2 separate regions of the Homo sapiens genome follow, and region 1 is linked to region 2. A link is a loop called in an ENCODE intact Hi-C map of the cell type or tissue named here. Cell type or tissue: gastrocnemius medialis. All regions are shown on one strand. Each heading gives the region's core, and the rest is flanking DNA. Links, peaks and the distances in the headings are about the cores only.

Evidence for each region. Peaks named below come from ENCODE experiments on the same cell type or tissue, not always from the same donor. Only the 100,000 strongest peaks of a DNase experiment are listed, where the experiment ranks them.
Region 1: a loop joins it to region 2, with 2.9 times the contacts of the local background. A loop is called at or near these places in 2 of 110 quality-filtered maps.

What each region holds. Positions count from the first base shown.
Region 1 is chr1:184,529,436-184,541,881 of GRCh38, forward strand. The region is part of intron 3 of C1orf21 (chromosome 1 open reading frame 21); the gene reads left to right. Among named protein-coding and RNA genes, the nearest start is that of C1orf21, 150 kb to the left of the region's middle. In gastrocnemius medialis, for the core only: no CTCF peak of the experiment used is centred there; no DNase peak of the experiment used is centred there; H3K27ac peaks cover 6,818 bases.
Region 2 is chr1:184,476,803-184,489,248 of GRCh38, forward strand. It overlaps C1orf21 (chromosome 1 open reading frame 21), which reads left to right. Exons shown (of 6, transcript NM_030806.4): 2 at 584-801. The coding sequence starts at 708. Among named protein-coding and RNA genes, the nearest start is that of C1orf21, 96 kb to the left of the region's middle. In gastrocnemius medialis, for the core only: CTCF peaks have their summits at 6,659 (motif pointing left), 6,885 and 9,630; DNase peaks (open chromatin) are centred at 5,529 and 6,429; H3K4me3 peaks cover 544 bases; H3K27ac peaks cover 8,000 bases.

The DNA of each region.
Region 1 (12,446 bases), core at 2,278-10,277, 53 kb after region 2:
AATCAAACTTCTTGGCTGTCAAGATATTTTGAAACATATATAGATTCTATCTGTACATATGTATTTATGAGTATACTTAACAGGAAGTTGCATACAGATATGTGTTTGCACATGCACCCATGTGTATCAGACAAAAATCTGGAGATGTATCATATTGGATCATTATTATCATGGGATGACAAAAGGACCCATGCCCAAAGATAGGAGCAACGACAGATAAGAAGATGGACAAAGAGCAGTCCAATAAAGGAGAATGAAAGAAAAAGGCAGTCAGGTGGGAGGAAAATCAGAAGACAGCAGTGGAAGGAAGGAATTTAAAGAAGTGAGGAGCGGACCAGATTGGGCTACTTAGAAGTCATTGGGTCTGATATCTTTTTACCTTTGAATGCCATTTGGAATGTGAATATCTTGTCCCTATGTGGGTATTAACTTAGTAGAGAAGAAGCCTGGGCTTTAGGGTCAAATAGACCCTGGTTCAGATCATGGCTTTGCAACTTATTAGCTGCATGACCTTGGCCAAGAATCTTAACACCTTTGCACTCTTTACCATATCTTACTTTTACACGCTTCACCTTTAAAATATCTTACAAGGGTGCTAGAATTAAATGAACTGATGTCTCTAAAATGCTTAATGCAATGCCTGGTACATAATAGGTCCTTTGCAAATAGTAGATGCTTTAGTTATTAGTAATCTAAATATAGTAGTTATTATTTTAAAACATATCCCATACATGCTCTATTCTTCTAGTCGTAACTAGTCTTAGAGAGGTAGAAGAATGAAGTAGTTAAGAGCCGGACTAAATCTCAGTTATTTAGCTCTGGGCCTTGGACAAGTTATCTCTCTGGGCCTCAGTTTCCTCATCTGTTAGATGGAGACAATAATGGCACCCACCACATAGATTTATTTTTAGCATTAAGAATGGTGCCTGCTGCATAATAAGTGCTGCATCAGTGATAGCTTTGATGATGACAATGATGATGATGACAGTGATGATGAAGGCAATGATGATGATGATGATGACAGCTACATCTTTGGACCAAATAACTTTACTCTATTTTAATAATATAAGTAATTCTGTGCCTTTTGAGTTCTTTTTATGCTTTCCCTTGGTCATACTTCATTAATTTCTCCCGAGAGTCTTAAAAGTCTCTTTTTTCTTTTTTCTTTTTTTTTTTTTTTTTTGAGCTGGGGTTCACTTCTATTTCTCTTTTGTCTATTTTGTTTCAATATTTTCATCAGCTATTAGATTCATCAAGCCCAACACTTATGACTTTTTTTTCCTTATAGCTATTTTTATTCAGCAACTATCCTACCTTGAATTTATGATCTTGCTTACTTATTTCCAAGTGGAAAACTGACTTCATGATCACCCATACCCTACTGAACGTCAGTATCCTCCCTTTAAGAGATTGCCCCTTTTCTTCTGGTATTTGGGGCAACAGTCTTGATATTTGTAGAAATGGCATTGTGGTAATATTGATGCAGGCAGAAACATTTTGGGATACCTACGGCCATTTAAATATTATGTAGGTTTTACCCTCTTCCCAAGTCCCCAGTCCCTATACTCCCACTCTCCTGTTTTCTCATTAGAATTGGTTTTTACAGCGGGAAAAACTAAAGCTATACAAATTTCCACCTGTTTCAAAGTGATCTGGTTTTAGACTTAAAAAAGCTTTTTTCTTTGCCTAAAACAGATAGGGCTTCATGTGTTTTTCTGCTTACAAATATAAGAGAACACAGAGCATTTCCCATCTTTACACCACAGATATTTTGTATCTGGCTTTGGTGTTAACTTCTGGAAAATCGACTGTCTTTCATTTGTTCCTTTCTTCTTAGAGACTCCCATTGCTTGCAGGTTACATCTCTACACTCTATTTTCTATGTCTGCCATCTTCTCTCTCCTTCTTTCAACCCTCCATATGTATTTCTTGTATCTATTTCTGATTCACTAGCCCAGTTTCCTGCAGTGTTGATTTTAATGTTTACTATATGCAGTGATGATCTTATTTTGTCTCTCATAGAATGAGTGTATCCTGGTCTGTTCCTGTGTCTTAATGGGAATATTTCTCTCTCCTTAAGAATGAATAACAGCTGTTTCCTGAATAACTTTTTCATGTGATGTCCAAGGTTTATTTAAGGCGGGCTATAATTGCTTATAAAATCTTAGTTTTCCATTTTTCTTTTGGGCTACATAACTTTCTCATTAGGGCCAGATTTTTTTTTCCATTTTCTTATACTTCCTCTCCAATTTTTGGAGTGTTTATCATATGGAAGCCGACTTTAAATTTCATTTCCTTCAGTTTTGGAGGGTCAAGAGCAGGTCAGTCAGAGATGATCTCTTTTTTCCCCACAGCTCACCTTTTCAGGAATTAACAGTGCACTTCCTACAGCTGAGATTGTATATCAGACAATTTTAATGAGACATTTTTATCTTGGCCCGACCACATGGTTACTCCCAATGTTTATCTCTTAAACAGGTTAGAGGAGAATTCTTAGAATTTTGTGCCTCTAATGTAGCTTAAAAATAAAAATTTTTTCAATTCTTATTATTTGTGTTGGTATACATTTGATTAATTGATTGAACTTTTCAGACAATTTCATGTAGGTTTTTTTTTTTAATTTAGGGAGAGGAAGCTCTCCCTTTCTATTCTGATTTTCCCTAGAAAGCCAGAATTTAGCATTGGATAATAATAAAATCTAGATCTGGCATGGCATGGTGGCAGAGTTTGGAGTGAGAGGGAAATGGCTGCAGATTCTGATCACACTCAGCTCACTTGTGTGACCTTGAGCAATTAAACAAATATTTCTGACCCTCAGTTCTTTCAACTGTAAAACAATAAAAATAATACCCGTCTTACAAGATTGTTGTAAAGATGAGATATGGAAAGCACCTAGCAAGTTTCCTGTCACTTGGAAGGTTTCTAGTAAGTGACTGCTGCTATTATTAGTAGTGTTATTAAGTTCAAAGTGGTGAGAAAGCACTGTCAGTTCTATGATTATATGGGTATGAGTCAAAGATTGGGAGAGGCCAGGCATTATGGCTCATGTCTGTAATACCAGCACTTTGGGAGACTGAGGCTGGAGGATCACTTGAGGCCAGGAGTTTGTGATCAGCCTGGGCAACATAAAAAGACGCTGTCTCTACTAAAAATTAAAAAAAATTAGCCAAGCCTGATGGCATACAGTTATAGTCCCAGCTACTCAGGAGGCTGAAGCAGGAGGATCTCTTGAGCCTGGGAGTTCAAGTTTACAGTGAGCTATGACTGTGCCACTGCACTTCAGCCTAAGCAACAAATCAAGAACTTGTTTCTTAAAAAAAAGATTTGGAGAACTCTGACTCCAACTTCACAGTTACAGTTTTTATTGTAGAAAAATTTTGAAACCACTGGACCAAGTCAGAAAAATGAGGCTCTGCCAGAATCTGTCTGTGTGATCTTGGCCAGGTCACTTCATTTTGAGGTTTGGCGTCTTCATCCATATATTGAAGAGGTGGTGCAACAGTGATGACTTCTTCCTGTCACCTTTTTGTAGGTCTGCAAGCTTCTTACCACCATCATGAGTATTAAAGTCATCTTTTGTTTTTGTTTTTTAATATATAGCTAATCATGTCATTCCCCAGTATAAAGCCCTTCCTACAGTGGCTTCCTGCTGCTCCCGGGTAATAACCTGAGCAGGGATGACCTCTCACTCCTCTCTGGGGTCCTCTCTCTCCCTTCCCTCTGGCTCAAGCTCTGGCCAAGCTCCTTCCCCACTAGAGCCTGCACTCCTGCAGCTTCCTCTCTTGACTGCTCCCTGACCCCTCCCACCACATCCTCTTCCCCACACAGGTTTCATTAGAGCATGGAACCCTATACTTCCCCTTTGTAACTCATATCATAATCGTAATTAAAGTCCTGTTTGCTCTAGGCCCCTACTTCTAGGTGGTTAATAGCTGTTTCCCCAGTACCTAGCCTACTGCCCTAGCAGGTCATAAGTGCTGGATAAATATTTGCAGGATGAATGAATGAATGACTGTGATCTTGAACATAATGTTAAAGAAGGCATGGTCTTTTATTTTTAATACTTCCGGTAGATCCAAGACTTAGGCAGGTTGGATGCTAAGAAATAAGGCTTCATAACAACTTCAAAAATAAATGTTCCGACATGATTTTTTTTCAGCTATTGGTTCTTTGACAAAGAATAAAGTAAAATTAAATTATATTGCAATCCTCATTTCAAGTAAGAAGTGACTAGTTCTGTATACCTTTCCCAATTACAAATATCCCCAACTCTGGGAACTTGCTCCACACAATCCCCCATAAAATGTCCTTCAGGAAAGGGTGAATGGATGCCAGCCAGTTCCACAGGAGGCCCTGGCCGGGGCTGGGGAGTGGGCAGTGAATGGGGTATGTGACGGAGCATTTTCTTCAACATTTGGTGTGTACGTCTCTACCTTGGGCTGCCTTTGTTTCTTTGCCATATCCAGACTTGTACTTGGTCCATGATACTCAGACCTATGGGGACAGAAGTTGGTTGGCAGAGTAAAGTCATGTGAATGGTTCTGATTCGACCCAAGAGTGGGGTGGGATCTGTCTGAGAGAGCATTCACCAGGGCAGTCCTGAATTTCTGAGTTGTCTTTGAATCCCTAACACCTGGCCCACAGTAACCACTCTGAATAGTTTCTTTCTTTCCCGTCTCTGATAATAATGCCTTTCATTTATGTGTCATTGCATAGTTTATAGAGTGCTTTTACAGTCACTAGCTCATTGGAGCCTCACACACTGTGAGGTCGGTACTGTGGGTATTTTCATCTCTGTTTAAATTTCTAAATTCTGTTTAAGCGAATTTAGAAAGGGAAAAAGAAAAGCTCAGAGGGGTGTTTCTTGCCAGCTATTGCCGAGATTTACTTTGGAATGAGGTGGAATTTAGATTTTCATTTTGTACATGTAAATTGCCCAGAGTTAGAGGCAGAAGGTGGTAGAGCTAAAACTCAAATCTGGGTCTTCTCATTCCAGGTGTAAAGACATCAATTGCCTCTCACAGGGCTTTTCTGCACCATAGATGATTTGCTTCTTTCTATCTCAGCATAATAGATTTAACAAAGACACTATTACAAATTGTGATTTCTTTTACACATTTGGTTGTGTTTTTTTTTATTTTAGTGATTTAAGCTGTGTACTTTCTGATTCTTTTTTCTTTTATTCTCTTAGTCATTCAGCAAGCATATATTGAACATCTGTGTGCCAAGAACCGTCCCAGATGTTAGAAAGAAAATTAAGACACGATCCCTCCCTTTGAGGTGCTCACGACATAGAATGGGGCACGGGTACATGAATAAATAAAATGCAGTTGAACAGGTAACTCTGTAGAGGTAGGAAAGTCTAGGAAATGGTCACTTTTACGTGGGAGTAGGAGAGAGGGCAGGCAGAGGTCGTAAATATGGAAGAGATTGGGGCGGGTGACAGCCCAGGCAGAGAGTTCAGAAGGGTGGGGTGAGAAAGTCCCTGAACTGGAGTATAGTCCAAGGTAGTGGCAGCAAAGAGGAGCAGTGAGGGGCTGGATCTGGAGAGGCATGGTGGGGGGACTTGAGGTCTTTGGGTGCTAAAGGTAAGGTATTCTCGAGGCAACAAGGAGCTCTTGAAATTATTTAAAACAGGTGTGTGACATCAGATTTGAAACATTAACTGGCATTGAAGATTTTGAGAGCTACAAGTACAGTGAGACAGGGAACTACGATCTGTTGTAGGGAAGTGAGCCCCCTTCACACCAGCTGTCATTTCTGCTAGTAGTAAGAATGATTCGGGACAGCTGTGTAGGAGCTTGGAAAGAGGGGTGCGTAAAATTGAACCAAATGGCTTTGCATTCTGATGGTTTTAGTTGTCCTGTGATGTTGTGACTTAGTATCAGCTCTCTCAACAGGAAGTCGCTAAGTAGAGCCTAAAAGAAGTGCTTCCAAAGTATGTTCCAAAGGAGAGAAAGAATTTCTTGTTTTCCACAAACTGTACCCAAAGCTTAAACCAATAAGGTCAGATGTTTTTGTGCTCTCTGAAACAATTCCAAGCTATTTTGCAATCCTTTAGAGCATCAGCTACATGAAGTACGTCAAACAGCATCATTCCTGGTGAATGTCATTTTTAAATGGCAAATGAGAATACCAAGGACATAGTGAATTGAGAACACTTTTTCTTCATTTCTATGAAAAAGTTAACTAAAAGCAAATGCAGCATCATAGATGGACTTTATCTTAGTAGGGTAAGGCTGTGGTTTCTTGGATGTGTGCTTATTAAAGCTGGGTACTTTCACCACTCAGAGCCAAGTTCCCATCACGTTTGAAGGCTTACTGTTCCTACTCAGAAGGAAGTATAAATACAGTACAACTCACTGATTGTCTTCCTGTGGACTTTAGGAAATGTACTTCTAGACTATCTCATAGTGGAGCTGTTTCCTCCATTAAAACCTTCAAAATTTTCCATTTGCTTTATACTCTGGCAATCTACACTGAATTAAATAATTTCTATTAATAGGACATGTTTATCATCCTAAGAAACCTGAAATGATGTGGTTCTTATCATTACATTCTATTGTTACCCCTGCTGAGTATGACATTAAATCATTCAAGAAGGAATTGCAGAAAGAAGATTTTAATCTCATGGCCATTAACAGGAAGAAAGAGTAATTTTCCATCATTGTAATATACAGTTTACAGAGGGGATGGCTGTATGACCCTGGGCATGCCTTTTAATCTCTTTGGCCTCAGTTTCTTCATTTTAAAGTGAGATTTGACCCATCTGACCTGGGTCAAACTTCATTACAAACATTTATTTCTTCCACGTACAATGTTGGCGTACACACTCTAAGAGCTGGGTGGGAACTTCATAGTTTCAGGGACCCAGGTTCTTGCTATCTTGTTGCTCCACTGTGCTCACCCTGTGGTTGAGTCTGCTGCTCCAGTGCCCACACTCATGTCCACACACCAGCCAGTGAGAGAAGGGAAAGGACCAAGGGGAAGACACACCCCCTCCTTTAGAGGCATGATCTAAAAGTGACACGTGGCCTTCACTCATACCCCTTTGACCAGAATGTAGTCACATGGTCACACCTCACTGGGAGAGAGGTGAGAAATGGCTGTCACGTCATGTCCAGTAGTTGTCATGTACAACTGCGATGTGTGTGTTAGGGAGGGGTAGATATCCGAGGACAACTAGTAGGTGCCTGCCATAGCATGTGAGGTCCTTTTCAGTTTTAAAAATAAATAATGTGTGCAAGTTCCATGTCTAATTGCCTATTAACCTATGAAAAAAATTCAGACACTATCCCTCTTGTGCAGATGCCTGTGTTTGAAGGTGGCAGAGGAGGTAGATGGAAGAAAGCCCAGCAGGGGTGACCTTGTAAATTTCGACAGCATAGTCTGATGGAGTGTATTCTTTTGTGGAAAAAAAAAAAAAGATTACTTTCCCTAAAAATGGAAAAACAGATAAGAAATTCAAAAAGAAACAAATTAACTGGGACCTTAATTTCTTTTTGCAACTTTCTCATCCAAGTTTCGTTTTGCATCCAAAAATCAAGTTGGCTTCTGTTGAATACAAAGTACTAATTCCCTCCCTTGCATAGCCCAGGTTATATACGGGCTATGCAAGGGGGAATTGAAAAGGCACATTTGTTATGTCTGATGTTTGAATTAGATACAGCTGCATGTTTGGGTTTTTTTAATTGTGGTAAAATTCACATAACAATATTAACCATCTTAATAGTTGTGTACAGTTCAGTGACATTGAATGCATTCATAATTCTGTGTATCTATCACCATCATCCATCTCCAGAACTCTTCATCTAGCAAAACTGAAATTCTGTACCCATTACACAGTAACTTCCCATTCCTCCTTCCCCACTGTCCCTGGCAACCACCATTCTATTTTCTGTCTCTATAGTTTTAACTACTCTAAGTGCCTCATATAAGTGGAATCATATAATGTTTGTCATTTTGAGAATGGCTTGTTTCACTTAGCATAATGTTCTGAAGGTCCATCCGTGTCGTATCCTGTATCAAAATTTCCTCTTTAGCTTCTCCTTTTTAAGGATGAATAATATTCCGTTGTATGTATATACACATTTTACTTACATGTTCATCTGTCAGTAGAAGCTAGAGTTGTCTCCATGTTTTAGCTATTGTGAATAATGCTGCTTTGAACATGGGTGTACAAGTATCTCTTCAAGACCCTAATTTCAATTCTTTTTATTTTTTCTTTTTTTTGAGACAGAGTCTCACTCTCCTTGCCCAGGCTGGAGTGCAATGGTGTGATCTTGGCTCACCGCAACCTCCGCCTCCCGGGTTCAAGCTACTCTCCTGCCTCAGCCTCCCGAGTAGCTAGGATTACAGGCATGCGCTACCATGCCGGCTAATTTTGTATTATTAGTAGAGACGGGGTTTCTTCATGTTGGTCAGGCTGGTCTCGAACTCCTGACCTCAGGTGATCCGCCCACCTCGGCCTCCCAAAATGCTGGGATTGCAGGAGTGAGCTACCGCACCTAGACCCTAATTTCAATTCTCTTGGGCACATACCCAGAAGTGGAATTGCTGGACCATATGGAAGTTTGATTTTTAATGTTTTGAGGAGCTGCCAGAACTGTTTTCCACAGTCGCTGTAACTTTTCGCATTCCCACCAACAGTGTACAAGAATTCTAGTTACTCTGCATCCTCACCAACACGATATTTTCTGGGTTTTCATGAGAGTAGTCATCCTACTGAGTGTGAGGTGGTAATTCATTGTAGTTTCAAATTATATCTCCCTGATGATTTAGTGAGGTTGAACATCTTTTCATGTGCTTATTAGCCATTTGTATATCTTCTTTGGAGAAATGTCTATTCAAGTCCTTTTCCAATCTTTCAATTTAGTTGTTTGCTTCTTTTCTTGTTAAGTTTTAGGAATTCTATATATATTTTGATATTAATCCCTTAATAGATATGCGATTTCAAATATTCTTTCTCATTCCGTAGGTTGCCTTTTTATTCTATCACTCATATCTTTTGATGAACAAAACTTTTCATTTTCATGAAATCCAATTTTTTTTCTTTTGTTGCCTGTGACTTTGGTGTCATTGCCAATAAATCACTGTCAAATGCAATGTCATGAAGCTTTTGCCTTATGCTTTCTAATAACAGCTTTATAGTTTTAGTCCTATGTTTCGATCTTTGATCCATTTTGAGGTCATTTTGTACATAGTATTAAGTAAGAGTAATGTCATTCTTTTGCATATTGGTGTCCAGTTTTTCCAGCACCATTTGTTGGAAAGACTCTCTTTTCTCCATTGAATGGTCTTGGCAACCTTGTCAAAAATCATTTGACCATATATACAAAAGTGTATTTCTGAGTTCTCCATTCTATTTCATTTTATATGTCTACCTTTATGTCAGTACCACACTGTTTTGATTATTGTAATTTTGTAATTAAGTCATTTATTCTAACAGACTTTTTTATTGTGTGTGGAATCCTTAGCGTTTTCCAAACATAAGATTATATTACTTGCAAAAAGAAATGTTTACTTTTTTCTTTACAGTTTGAATACCTTTGATTTCTTTTTCTTGCCTAATTGCTCTGGCTAGAACTTCCAGTTCCATGTTGAATTGAAGTGATGAAAATGGGCATCCTTCCCTTGTTCTTGATATTAGAGGGGAAGATTTTAATCTTTCACCATTGAGTATGATGTTCACTGGGGTTTTTCACATGTGGCTTTTATTGTGTTGAGGTGATTTCCTTCTACTACTAGTTTGTTGAGTGTTTATCATGAAAGGGTGTTGAGTTTTGTCAAATGCTCTTTCACCATCAATTAAGATGGTTATGTTTTTTTCCCTTTATTCTGTAAATGTGGTATATTACATTGATTGATTTTTATATGTTGAACCATCTTGGCATTCTAGGAATAAATCCCACTTGGTCATGGTGTATAATCTTTTTACTATGCTGAATTCAGTTTGCTTGTATTTTGTTGAGGATTTTTGCATCAATGTTCATAAGAAATATTGATCTATAATTTTCTTTTCTGTAGTGTCTTTGTCTGGCTTCCGTATCAGGATAATGCTGATCTTGTATAAATAAGTTAGTAAATGTTTCCTCTTCTTCAGTTATTTAGAAAAGTTTGAGAAGGATTGGTATTTGTTCTTTAAATGTTTGGTAGAACTCACCAGTGAAGCAATCAGGCCCAGGACTTTTCACAGCTGCATGTTTTAACCTTTAAATTAAAGTGAAAAAATCCTGCAAAGTTTCTTTATATGGTATGGTAGTCACTTGACATGGTCACTAGTATTCCAAATCTCCTCCCTCTGGGTCCATGGGCACTTCTTTGCCCATTGTGACCACGTGACTTGTTTTTCCAGATGAAATGTGAGTGGAGGGGATATGTGTCACCTTTAAGGGGAAGTCTTAAGACCCAATGCAGAATTCTACAATCTCCATTCTGCCTACCATGGTGACCTGCAAAGTTCCAGATTTCTGATCTCTTTCAATCTGCATTCCTGAATAAGGACATGACACGGAGCAGTGACCCTGCTGACCTGTGATGAACATGTACCCACGAGTGAGAAATAAACCCTTGTTGTTTTAAGCCATTCTGTTTTGGGGATGTTTGTTACTACAACATAACCAAACTAAAATACCTCACCTATGGATAATGAGTGGTAACATGTCAGGTACTACTTAGTTTTTGAAAGTGAAGTCATTAAATAAAGATCCATTATTGTTAATAATTGTTAATAAATGCCAGAGAAATCCAGTGCATAATGCATGTATCTTTTACCCAAATACTAAAAACTAGTGCTCAAATTATTAGTTCAATTTAGTTGTTATTGTTCTTTCATGGTAGTTAGTAGTAATATTTTAAGTAAATGTATATTCACAAATTGCATCTTAACATAATTTTTAAGTTATAAGATGTACCAAGATTTTAAAAGAGATTGACAGACTTATGATACATCTTTGATTCTGGCAGCATTGGTGGCTATAGGAGTTTTTTTTGTTTGTTTGTTTTGTTTTTTTTTTTGAGACTGGGTCTCGCTCCTTCCTCCAGGCTGGAGTGCAGTGGCACGATCTCAACTGCAACCTCCACCTCCTGGGTTCAAGCAATTCTCCCACCTCAGCTTTCCGAGTACCTGGGACTACAGGTGCATGACACCATGCCCGGCTAAGGTTTTGTATTTTTAGTAGGGACAGGGTTTCGCCATGTTGGTCAGGCTGGTCTTGAACTCCTGACCTCAGGTGATCTGCCCACCTTGGTCTCCCAAAGTGCTGGGATTACAGGCGTGAGCCACCGTGCCCAGCCAGGAATTTCTAATCTAGTTTTAGAAAAAGTTTATGAAGCTAAAAAGTTATTTTTGTAGTTCTGATGCCATGCAATTTGGTGACTTTTTGATCTGTACCTGTAAATGGTATTGCCACAAATAGCGTAAATGCCATCATACCAGTTTTTTCTCCAAATGTTTATTATTTTTTAACCATTTAAAAGAATTATTTCATTTATTTGAAAGCCAGTTCCAAAAACAAATGATAATAGCTAACAATTGTTGTATGCTTCCTGTTTGCCATGTGGATCTAAGTGGTCCATATGAATTATCTTAAAAATCTTCATAACAATCATCATTTACCTGAGGAAACTGAGATATAGAGAAACCAATAAATGTACTAAACCCCACATAGTTGGGGGTGGGTATGAAGGAATTGGGATTTAAAGACATGTTGTCTGTGACATCTGGCCTCTTGGAGAAGGGTGGGATCCCAGAACCACTTATGTCTGTTGTTGATTTTGTCCAAGTGTGAAGGTAGCAGTACAGATGAAATATAAATTATACTTTTTTCACACACAGCCAGTGTGTTATTTTCCCCCTCAGGACCCCTAGGTTTTATTTTTTGCTTGTTTATTTAAGCAAATATCTTTAAAATAATGACTTTGAGCACCATCCTCAATGATCATACTTTCTTGTCATCATTAGAAGAACCAGCCTTGACCTCGCCATCTACCACATGCCTCCACCCCAGCACACAGAATTATGACCTCACCTCTTCTTTAGGTCTCCAGCTAAGGCTGTTTATAAGTGGCCTGTCTGGATGTCTTCAGGTGACAGATATGGATATATATCTTGTGCTCAGACCCTGGCAGAAATGACAGGGAGAAAATATGTGATTCTTAAATATTTACGAAGAGATCTCATCATGGTCCTCTGAGGATGTTAAGAACCCAAAGAATCTTAATTGTTTACAGTGCTCTCCCATTAAAACTTTAAAAGCAGTGGCCTGGGTTTCTTCTTTCAGAGTGGACCTGGCACTCCAGAGGGAAAGCTCATTTGCTTGATTGGCTTTTTGGGAAAGGTGTGCCAACGAATGTGTTTTCATTTAATAATCTGGAAACCAGGGGGATCACGGACTGGCGTGCAGAGTTGCTCAGCTAGAAGCGTCTGAACTTGAGTGGGAAGGTGA
Region 2 (12,446 bases), core at 1,709-9,708:
CCAAAACAGTGTCACCTCAGGTAAAATAAAATACTGAATTATTTACAGCCTTAACCAGAAATGTATAAAGTAGCCCATGTACCAGTCTGAGGAGGATGGCTACCGTTTCCTGGCAAAATTTGAGGAGCTGGGAGGGCTGGCTTCAGGGTAGAATGAGGAAGATGAAGAGCTTTTCCCAGCCTCCTGAACTAGGTGGATCTCAAGAGTGGGCTCTCCTTCCTCGACAGTTTTTGAGATTTCAGAACATTAGTAAACTTACAGGTACTTTAAGAGTATGTATGGCAAGCAGTAGTGCCCAAATACGTATTTGAATAAATACGTATTTTTGGTATCTCCTCAAAAAGTTCACTCCTTGGCCATGTGTTGCATAGGGACATGCCTTTCCATCTTGCTTTCTGAGTGGGAAATCAAGTGAGAATGGGCCACGCTGCACATGGTTCTTCTGTGCCCACCACAACACCAGTGCGATGGGTGGGTCTGTGCATGACTTCTAGTATACTGCAGGGCACAGCACACCAACATAGTGAGGCTTGTGTTTTGCTGCAGTCACTGCCCATTCTAATCTAGCTTTCTTTTCTTGCAGGTGCACACATCTTGACCAACTCAGCAGCAAGGTGGATTTTCTTTGTGTTTAAAGAAAAAAAATGTCCCTGTGTCTGTAGAGATGATTTGCAGTTCAGCCCGGCTGAAGCTGACCGAATGAGACTATGGGCTGTGCCTCCGCCAAGCATGTTGCCACTGTTCAAAATGAAGAGGAAGCCCAGAAAGGGAAAAACTACCAGAACGGAGATGTGTTTGGCGGTGAGTCCTATCAAACTTGACTCTTGACCCATTGATTCTAGGCCTTTCACTTTTTTTTATTGATACATAATATTTGTACATATTTATGGGGTGCTTGTGATATTTTGTTACATGCCTAGAATGTGTAACGATCAAGTCGGTATTTAGGATATCTATCACCTCGAGCATTTATTGTTTCTGTGTGTTGGGAACATTTCAAAACGTATCTTTGAGCTATTTGGAAACATACAGTACATTATTTTTAACTATAGTCACCCTACTCTGTTATGGAACATTAGATCTTATTCCCTCTAAGCCTTTCATTTTTGTGACAGTGAATAATTACAGTGATTATTGGGTTATACCGTCTGAGGTGAAAGGGTGATGAGACCTAATGGAAATCAATGTGGATCTTTACTTTGGATCATCTACATCATAATTTATACAAAGTGGTATTTGAGGAGGAACATGGAGGTTTTTTTTGCAGGAGCTAGCATTTAAATCAAGCTTCAAAGAACCAGCAGAATTTAAATTGGTGCATGGGACAGTGGCCATGGGGTGTCCTAGTAGAGGAGAACTGTAGGACTAAAAACAGAAGTCCAAAAGGGGAGTGAGTGAGGATTTATAAATGAGGGAGTGAGGTGTTTTTTTTTAAAGTGTAATAGAGAGTGAATTATACATTTTCAGATTTAAAATAAAAATACAATGAATCTAATAATCATCTTTTAACCTCTCTCTGTTGAATCAAAATGACTTTAGGATATCTAGTGCAAAGGCCACAGATTGGCAACCCATGGCCACACCTGGTCTGCAAATACATTTTTTTTGCCCCCTCCCCAAAGAATTTTAAAATAAAAAGCAAGACAGCCTTTAAAAATCAGGATATTTCACATAAAACCTCAAATTTCTTCAAAAGAGCTGGCAGCAATAGGTCTTCATTCCTTGAGACAACCGTCAGGAGGTGGGGTAGCAATTGCCCCTGCAGCCAGGCTGTGGCCTCCAGTGAACTGCTAACGCTTCCCCGGTGCATGCACACCGAGTTCAGTTTGCTCATTGACATTACCTGGCCACTTACAGGCTATTATGCTTGCCTGATCTTGAGATTGGCCCTTAGATGATTATTTTGAAGTATGGATATATAAACAAAATTTCAATTAGTACCAGGCAGATGAAGCAATTTTTGTGGAATTATTTTAACAATAATACCTACTACTTGACATTTGCACGATGCTTTCATTTATAAAAACACTTCTTCAACTCTTAGTAAGGGACATCATAGAGATATGTTGTAGAACCTCACTGAGATAATGTTTACGTGTAAATAACTGTAGCTGCATCATTCAGTCACTGTCAAATAATTCTACTACTTTTAGAATCTCTAGCTTTTGGTTCATTGTAATGATTGTTTTAGTCTCCTGGTGAAGAATTGGGAATGGTACGAAAGAGCTAAGCCACAGTTAAAAGTGGACTCGTGTGTTTGGGAAGAAAACTGTTGCATTTTGTTCCAAGGAGATGCACTAATTGCCTGGAACAAATTTGTTTCTACTGGTAACTACCTATAGCATTGAGAACTGTGGAGAAGAGTAACATATATGAACATCTTAATAAAACTACAGTCCAGATCTCTGAAACCACAGTTTTTAGGGAAAGAGTTGATTGGAACTAGAGTCATTACTGTCATCCTGAAACGCTTGACTTTTAAGAGAAAATAATCTAACATCAGGGATTTGTTTAACTTCTACCTGATGTCCTGTGTCATTATCATTTTTATAATAGAGCTACCATTTATGGAGCCGTCACCATGTGTCAAACATCGCAAGGCATTTACATTCATTTTTATGTTGAATTTTCACAACAATCTTGTGAAATATGTGCTACGCAAATTTTACATACTTGGAAACTGAACACAGAGAGACGGACTTGTCCGAGGTTACCCAGCTACGAAGTGCTAGAATCCAGATTGCTCAGACTCCAAAGTCCACCTTTCTTTCTCCATGTTGTTTCCTGATGCCGTGCAGCCTCCCATAGGTCTTTTTTTTTTTTTTTTTTTTTTTTTTGAGACAGTCTTGCTCTGTGGCCTAGGCTGGAGTGCAGTGGTGCGATCAGGGTTCACTGCTGCCTTGACTTCCTGGGCTCAAGTGATCCTCTCACCTCAGCTCCCTGAGTAGCTTTGGGACTACAGGCACGTGCGCTCACACCTGGCTAATTTTTTATATTTTTAATAGAGATAGGGTTTTGCCATGTTTCCCAGGCTGATCTAAAACTCCTGGACTCAAGCAATCTGCCCACCGTGGCCTCCCAAAGGGCGGGGATTACAGGCATGAACCACCACACCCGGCCCTCATTCTTTAATGCACAAAAGTATTGATTGGTCTGTATCCTATGTATAAGGCCTTTTGCTAAATGCCATGGAGATTACAGAGGTAAATAATCCATAAACCTTGCCATCTAGGACTTTGTAAGAAGATAAGGAAGTGTTACGAGGTAGAATAAGCCAAATGCCCGAAGAGGAAAAGACATACCTCATGATAACAGTCAGGGGATAGATGCTCTGCCTTAAACCGCAGAATCAGAGCAGATTTCTTACAGAGATGACATCCAAACCTGGCCTTAAAGGACTGAAAGAACAAAACCTGTCTCAATCTAAACTGGAAAAGGAACAGCTAGGTAATGTAAGACTTATTCAAGAATAATAAATATTCTAATTTATGGAACTAATGAATGGAACATAAACTATAAATGGGACAGAATTGGCTAGAAAACTAAGTTAGGGTTAAATTATGGAGAACTTCGAATACCAAATGACAGTCTTTAAAAAGATAACCTTAGATTGTCAGAGCAAGATTTGGTGATATTCAATACGTTGTGCTTACATTCTGCTTGGCAATGAGACCACTTAACCATCCCTTCACAACTTGTATAGCCAGGAAGACTCTATTGTTCTAAAGCACCATGTGTATTTTGCAGATGTTAGCATCTGATAAAGGAGCTTTGTGTTAGTCAACTATTGCTGCGTAGACTGTAACAAACTCAGGTTCAGTCACTTGCCACTTGCAGAGTCTAATTCACAAGAGCGAGGTCTGGCATAAAGAAAGTGACTTTATTCCATAGCTTAGCCTGGGGGAAGAGGTACAGGCTCCTGCCTTTAAGAGCACTGTTTTGCTTTTGGGGCAGAAAGCATGGACTTTTAAAGGGGGACTTGGCATGAATGGCATTCAGAGGAGGGAGTGAGCAGTTGGGGGTCTGCGTGACTCGCTTTCGTGCTTAATCTACTGGTGGTCGAGCTGGCTGCATCACAAGCAGAGCTAGGTTGTATAGTGGCCTTTGTCTCAAGACACTCTCCAGGTGGGAGAGCCTTCCATCAGGGACATACTTTAGGTTGCAAATTGACTGTTGTCTCTTGAGGCAATCTCCTTGTGGGAGAGAGTTTCTGCCCTGGAGCTTCAAAGTAAGCACGTAGTTAGATAAGCTTCCAGTGTAGTGAGTGTCTGGTGAAGGGAAGGTAAAGGTTATGATTGCATTTCTGAAGAGCTAGGTAGGAAATGGGAACAGAGGAAAAGAAGGAAAGAGAAAAGAAGAAATAACTTAAAAAAAAACTCTCTCTCTTAGAAAAATGGGGATACTTGGTTACAAGACAACTTGAAGCTCTCAGTCGCATTCCACAGTAACTGTTTCTTTCTTGATTATGAATTGGTGGGTCAGCTGTGGTGACACTTCTCTATGTATCTCTCATCTTTCTCCAGGGACCAGCAAGCTAGTGGGGGCATGATCTCCTTTCACAGAAGGGCAAGTGTGCAAGTGATACATATGGTGCCTCTGAAGCTTGGACTTAGAGCTGGCACACTGTCACTCATACCCACATGCCACTAGCCAAAGCAGGTCACATGAGTGAGCCCAAAGTTAGGCAAAAAAGCACACTCTGACCACAGTGCATTTACAGCAAGGGTATAGGTGCAGGGAGGGTCAAGATTGGGGCTAAAAATCAGTTTACCCCAAGCCCACCTGGTCATTGCTCTCTCTGTGCCTCTGTGTAGTTCATGCCATAAAGCGTCGTTTAAGGCCTCTGCTAAATTTTCTTCATCCTCCCAACACCCACATTGAAATTTTATTTACTCCAGCATTCTATCATTTTGTTAATCTCTCTAACATAAATATTAGGAAGTTTGTGGGATTGTGTTAAATACAGCAGGAATACAATGGGGAGAGAACTTCACCAATCAAGGGAGATACTTTTTCTAGCCCTGCAGGGCTCTGGGGGAAGAATTACCAGAATCCAATGTCAAGACAGTTCCAGTACCCTAGATATTACTGAATATCACATTTTAAATATGACGAGTTAAGGTCTTGTCTGTGTTTCTTCACTTAAATTAATTCGCAAGGAGAAGAAGTTTTCAAAATCCCACAATGATCACAGATGGTGGCAGATGAGTGATAGTGATAGGCCCACTTTTTAACCATTTGTAACCCATTATTTCTGTGGTCTCTTATTGTGTAACAAATACCCCAAACATAGTACCTTGAAACATAACCAGCTTATTATTCCTCACGATTCTGGGGGATGGCTGGAGTTCATCTGTTGTTCTCTCCCGGGCTCAGTCATGCAGCTGCATACAGCTGGGATCTCAGCTGAACTCAGCTATCCCAGATGGATTTGGGCTTCTGTCCACAAGGCCACTCTTTCCAGCTGGGTAGCCAAACTTTTCAGCCCGGCTTCCAAGAGAAAAAGTGGAAGCTGCCAGGCCTCTTAGGACCTGAGCTTGAAAGTTCAAGAATGCTACATTTGCTGCCTTCTGTTGATGAAAGCAAGTCATAAGACCAGCCTAGAGTTGAGGGAATAGAGTCTCTCCACCTCTTGAGAATGTGCCCGTAGAAAGAGGAGGAATTGTTGGGAGCCGTCTTTGGAGACCAACGCCCATTGCAAGAGGAAATTATGACTCCATGACTGGGATATATTTCAACCTGGACAATTATATTCTGCTTTCTAAAATACCCCTCTGTTTTTCACCGAATAAAGTGACCTTATTTATGCTTTAAAAGCTAAACATTTAAAATGTTTTAAATGTTATTACCACATGTTGTTGAAGATGTGACAAAGTCTGTGAAGGGTGGCATATTTGGGGATGGCTCTGAAGTATGTGTCTCTGAGTGTGTGTACACACACATTTGATCCTTTTCCTAAAGGTGTTAATTTAATTTCAAAGCTTCTGAAGACATCCTCAGGAGCTTTGATGCCCAATGTGTTTATACAAATGGTAATTTCCATTTTTTTGAAGCAGTTTGGGCGCCATGATGTCTTGGTTATTTAGGAGCTCCACCACAACAAATGTGTGTGACAGAATTTCTGTAGCATGTTCCACCATGCAGAATTAAATGCTAAATGGGCATCTTGACTCCTAGATTTCAGAAAATTTAGGAAATCATTGACAAGGAACTTCACCAGTGATATTTACTTACATATTTTCTTTCACTTTAAGTGTTGAAGCATAAAAAGTTTCAGATCTAAAGTTCTGCCTGACACACTGTGGCCCTTTCAGAGGTCAGATCCACTTCAGAAGGTTTCATCTTCAGATTGGAATTTTCCTTCTCTCAGTTGTCAGGGCAGATGTGAATAGTGGTCAGCAGATCTGCTGAGGTCATTCAGAGGACAGCTGAGCAGATTGCCAAGACCAGCTTGCAAAAAGTAAGTGACCAACAGGTTCAAGTTATCATGAACTGGTTAAGCAAGTTCTAGAAGGCCAAGTGCTTATTGGATTTCTTTCAACAGTCATTCTCTTAGACAACTAAAGTGGGTGCATAGAACACATTTAGGCCTTATTAGGGAAATTAATACGTCAGGCTTGAGATCATGATCTCTCCTGCAGCCCGCCCCCAAGTGGGGAGAAACTCTTACAGTTATATTGACTTCCTTTTCTGCGCTTTTTCTGTTTCCAGTGTTTCAATAATGTAGGCTTTAAACTTGAGTCACTTTTGGCTTTTGCAGTTAGTTTCCAGATCCTATAAATCTCACTCTCTCCTAGCATTGCTTTTCTTACCACCACTGTAGTTTAGGCTGTGACAGCCCATCACCCCAAGAACTGCAGTGTCCTCAGGAGGAATCTCCTGTTAACCTCCTTTATTGCTTGTTTGTTCCTTTGCTTGTTTTTGGTCTGTTTTTACTTCTTCATTTTTTGGCACCACTATCAGATCAGCTTTTTAAAGTACTCCTCTGTTGGTATTAAATCTTCTCTAGAACTTTCTGTTTGTGCCAATAAATCCCAAATCCTTAGTGAACATCCAAGGCACCTGAAGGTGGCTCATATCCACCTTTGCTGCCTTTGTGTGTGTGTGTGGGGCGGGGGTGGGGGGTGTATGTGTGTTTTGAGATGGAATCTCACTCCATCGCCCAGGCTGGAGTGCAGTGGCGTGATCTCAGCTCACTGCAACCTCCGTCTCCTGGCTTCAAGCAATTCTCTTGCCTCAGCCTCCCAAGTAGCTGGGATTACAGGCACCCACCACCGCGCCCGGCTAATTTTTGTATTTTTTTTTTAGTAGAGACAGGGTTTCACCATTTTGGCCAGGCTGGTCTTGAACTCTTAACCTCAGGTGATCCACCCGCCTTGGCCTCCCAAAGTGCTAAGATTACAGGCGCAGCCTTGTTTTGTACTCTGTTCCTTCATGATCGCCTTCTTCAGTCAACTGAGCAAGGCAGCCTTGTGAACTTATCCTGCATCTTCGCTGCTCTAGGCCCTCCAGTACATGGTGACCTCTGCTTGGCACGGGCCCGTTTTCTCGACTTCATGTCTTTAAATCCTGCTTGTTTTCCAAATATAAACTTTTATACAGAGCTTCCTCTAATACCTTCAGAAGGTATCTCTTTCCTGCCATCCCAGAATACTTTTTGTTTATTTGATTTATTTGTTTATATGTCTAATCTCTCTTGTGAGCTGGTTAGCTCCCCGAAGGCAGGAACTGCATGGGCTTGAGAGGACAGAGGGCTCCCAGATGGCCAAGGAGCTGGAGGCAGAGAGATTGTTCAGGAATCAGGTTGGGCACTGACTGAACCAGCCCTCCCATATAACTAAGGTGGCCTGCACTGCTGCCAAGTTTGGCTTAAGCCTGATGTTTATAAACATCCCTTTAAATGGAGGGGCTTAGATTATTGCAGTAAATTCTTCTGGAATGATGGTGTGAGACTGAGCAGCAGTAAAGCGAGCAAGAATTTGGCTGCTTTCTTTCACTTGGACTTTGTATTGCTATGTGGCTTCAGTTAAGTTCTGATCCTTGGGTGTACCTAAATGAGAGCATATAACAGATGCTTGTGGCTGTGTGTGTGTGTGTGTGTGTGTGTGTGTGTGTGTGTGATGGTGTTATGCCAATCTATTACTCATCTAAAATGCTGTGAGACCTATTTCACAAGGTTATGGTGAAAATTAAATGAGAAAATACATCAGATTTATTCAGAAATTAAAAGCACTTGGAGGCAAAGTCATAATTCACTGTTTATGTCTCATAATTTTTGATTGCATTCAGCGAAGATGGATTAAAGATACCTGTGTTTGTGGACAGTAACAGAGAGAATAATGTTTGTCAGTGCAGTCCAGCACAGTACCCATGAGCCACATGTGGCTATTGAGCATGAGAAACGTGACTAGTCCTAATTGAGATGTGCTGTAAGTGTAAAATGAGCTTTTAAGTTTCATATTAAATGAATATTTAATATGAAAAAAGAATATAAAATAGCTTATTAATAATTATTGATTACATGTTAAATGATATATTTTAGATCTATCAGGTTAAATAAAATATATGAAGATGAATTTCACCTGCTGCTTTTTATCTAATGTGGCTACTAGAAGCATTAAAAGTACACACATAACTCACATATTTCTATTGCACAGTGCTGATTTATGTGACTGAGAGGTAGCAGTGGTAGTGTGAGAATTTCCTTCTCTTTCAAGTTTTAGTTTTTATTGGATCTAAGAGAAAAGGAGTTTGATGGAGGCAGTGGCCCTCATTTTCTGCTTGGAATCTCTATGCATTAAGTGAGCACTAGGTGTGTACACTCAGCCTTTTGTGTGTCAGGGGGTGATTTGGGCAAAGAGGGGTACATGGGGGACCACCAGAGAGGCAGAATTGGGAGGCAGCTTGGCCAATGAACAGGAGCAATGCCACCTTGCTCCTCTCTGTGCTGCTTAGTGATAGACTTTAGCTGCCTCTACTGTAGCTGTTTTGCTGGCATAAGGAAGCTTCTGTTGGCTTCTGAAGCTGTTATTTCCCGAAGGTGAGAGAGAAAATCATGTTTCCCTTTTTCTGTTTTTAGTGAATCATAGGAGACAGTAAAGAGCCCTAAGGGCAGGAGAAGTGTTTGACGGATTTGTGATAGGCCAGATTATAGTCATAAAAGCTGAGAAATTTAAGTCAAGATAAGTGAGGAACATGGTCTTGGGTTTAGGCTTTGAAGACTCCCTGATGTCTTGAGCTGAGCCTCAGAAAGGTCTTAATGGCTCGAAGTGCACATGGGGCTCATGGAATCACAGAAGCCAGTCGACCTTGGCTCAGAGCTTTTAACTGCATTCTTCTGAAGTAAAAGTGCTCAGCCCAGTGTCTGACTCAGAGAAGGTGCTCAAAATATGTTAGTTTTATTTCCTTTTAGGTGGTTCCTGGGCCATGCTGATGCTCATTTCAATAGGGAAAATGAAACATGCGTGTATGTGAGCATGGAATGGAGTAGTTGTGAATTCTGTCTTACCAGCTGGGGTTTGATTCCAGTGTCACCACTGCCTGTGCTGTTTTGGATTTATAACTTAGCTGCATTTGTTTCCAAATCTATAATATGGAGGTAATAATGGTATCCACCACTTGGAGTTCTGAGGAGGAACACATAGTTAATAAGGAGAGCGTCCAGAACAAGGCCAGTGCACAATTAGCATGGAAGCACTTGTTATAAATAGTAGATGGGCCTGAGTAGACTGGCCCCACCTCTTCACTCTCCTCCCCTCGGCCAGCACAAAATAGATACCATGCTAGATGCCGCCTTGATGCCAAGTTTGGTCTAGCTGAGGTAAAGCCAGCAAAAATTTCTACTTGGAAACGTTTTCTATGACAGAAAGTTAAGAAATGCTCTATACTTTCTATATTAAAAAAAAAATCCAAGTGCTACTTTTCCTTCCCTTGCCAGCTGGTATCATGAGCCTGTTCTTTTGAAGTTAGAGAGATAAGTAGAAAATAAGACCATTTGTCACTCCCTGCTGCCAGGCAGCTGGGTTGCAAGATGAGGGAGCACCTGAGTTTTCAGAGACCATTGGCAGGGACACGCTGGCAGGGCCCTCCAAGTCCCTTTGGTTTTCTTCAATTACTCCCTTGCCCCTTCAAGTGCTTGTATTGTCTGTAGCAGTGGAGACCTGCTGGGTGCTTCCTGGCCCTCTGGCACCATTCAGTGAAAGGTGAAAGGACTGGAGCTGCAGGCAAGGCCTGCTTGGGGATGAGGGAAGTTCTCAAAACGTGCCTCAGTGACAAGAGAGGAAGTCAAAGGTTTCTTTACCTATTGCACTTCCCCTTGGAGTTATTTTCTCCTGAGTGACACTACAGATTCAGACATTCAAAACAATGGCTTCTTCCTGGACTCCTGGCTGGTGTGACTGAAGGGACCTGCCTTGCTATGAGCACCTCTCCAGGCAGCCCCTACCTGGCCCCTGGGCCTCATTAGGCCCTGGCTGTCCTCCGTAGAGACTAGTACAGCTCCTGCCTTCTGCACTTGGAACTTTACATGTGACTGGTTATTTTGCCCCTGAACCGTTACAACTTGGATTTGTGCTTTACGGTGTATGAGGCTTTTTCAAACGTAATTATTATCATGATTATCCCTACTTGATAGAAGGGGAAACTGAAGTTAAAAACTACCCCAGTTCACTTAAGAAGTGGGACGGTGGCTACAATGGCAGATGCTGACTCGACTAAGGGAGATTCCTCCTTGGGAATAACACATTGATATTAAGTCCAAACCAACATTTGCTCAGAAGTCTTTGAGAAGTCATTGTTAACTGGCCACTTGAGGTCAGACTCAGTTTTTAAATGAGGATGTCTGGAGATTCTAATATGGTCATTAGGGCTATTTTCCGTGGAACTGAAATACAATGTTATGGTAAGCACACAGACTGAAAATCTGGCAGATTGTTTTCAGATCCTGGCTCGGCTACTCACTAACATGTAGTCTTGGCAAATTTTTGAGGCTCTTTTTGCCTGGGTTTTCCCATCTGTGTAGTGTGGGGAATAAAACTAGTACTTGCCTGCCTTCATAGGGCTGTTGTGAGACTAAAATGTATTAATATTTGTAAATCTTAGCATAGTACTTGGCACATGATAAGCACTGAGTTAGTATGCTCATCATCATATTAGCAGCCTGCAGTTGCGCAGACCTCTGACCTATGCAGTTTGCATTTCTGAAAATGGTTGCTTGGTTTCCTCTGATTACGCTGGAGGAGAATGCGTCATCAGTTTATTTGTAGATGTATAATTCTCTAAACTTAAAAGATGATCAATTGTCCATGTAATACTTATCTCTTTTAGATTTTAAGATATGTGTGTTCCTATGGTTTGTTCTTTCTCTGGTTTGACCTAGACCAGTTTCTGTACTGTGTAAGATGTATACGTGAATATTTGTCTTTTAAATGAAAAGACCAAAGGACATGCATGATTCAGGAATGATGAATATAATATTATGCCTCATTTCTTTCAAAGTGTAGTTTAAAAGAAATCCCACCATAGAGGTTAACAAATACATTTTTTGCTTATCAACCATAAATCTATACATGAGTGTGTGTGTCTTGTTTATCATGCAGAGTGAGATGTTGGTAGAAGTAAGGAGTAAAGCACCATGAGAGGGCTAGAGGCAGCAGACACAGATGATGCCCCAGTGATTGTAATGGGATAAATGCATCCATAAGCAGCTGAAATAAAAAGATATACCAATTAATTGGGTACCATTTCAATTCACATTTTATTCTTTGAAGATATTCTGTTATTTGTGATTATAATATTAAAAATGAAATCCCCCAATTTATCTCTTCATATTAGAATTTTTCAGATTAATCTAAAAATTTAACTGTCAAATAAGAAACTGTAGGCTGGGCACAGTGGCTCACGCCTATAATCCCAGCACTTTGGGAGGCCGAGGCGAGCAGGTTGCCTGAGCTCAGGAGTTCGCAACCAGCCTGGGCAACACGGTGAAATCCTGTCTCTACTAAAATACAAAAAATTAGCCAGATGTGGCAGCGTGCGCCTGTAGTCCCAGCTACTTGGGAGGCTGAGGCGGGAGAATTGCTTGAACCCAGGAGGCGGAGGTTGCAGTGAGCCAAGATCATGCCACTGCACTCCAGCCTGGGCGACAGAGCGAGACTCTGTCTCAAGAAAAAGAAAAGAAAAGAAACTGTAAAAGTACTACAAAAAACGCAAGTGAGTATATTTATAATCTTAGGTTGCAAAATGTCTTTCTCTTAATGCTACAAAACCCAATACCAAAAGAAAAAGTTTGTGATAAACTGTGATTATATAAAATCTAAAATTTTGATTGGCAAAAAGTAAACTACCATAAACTAAGTCAAAAGACAAATGTCAAACTGAGAATAATATTTGCAATACAACTGAAGTTAATATGACTAATAGAAAAAGACCCTTCAAAATCTGTAAGG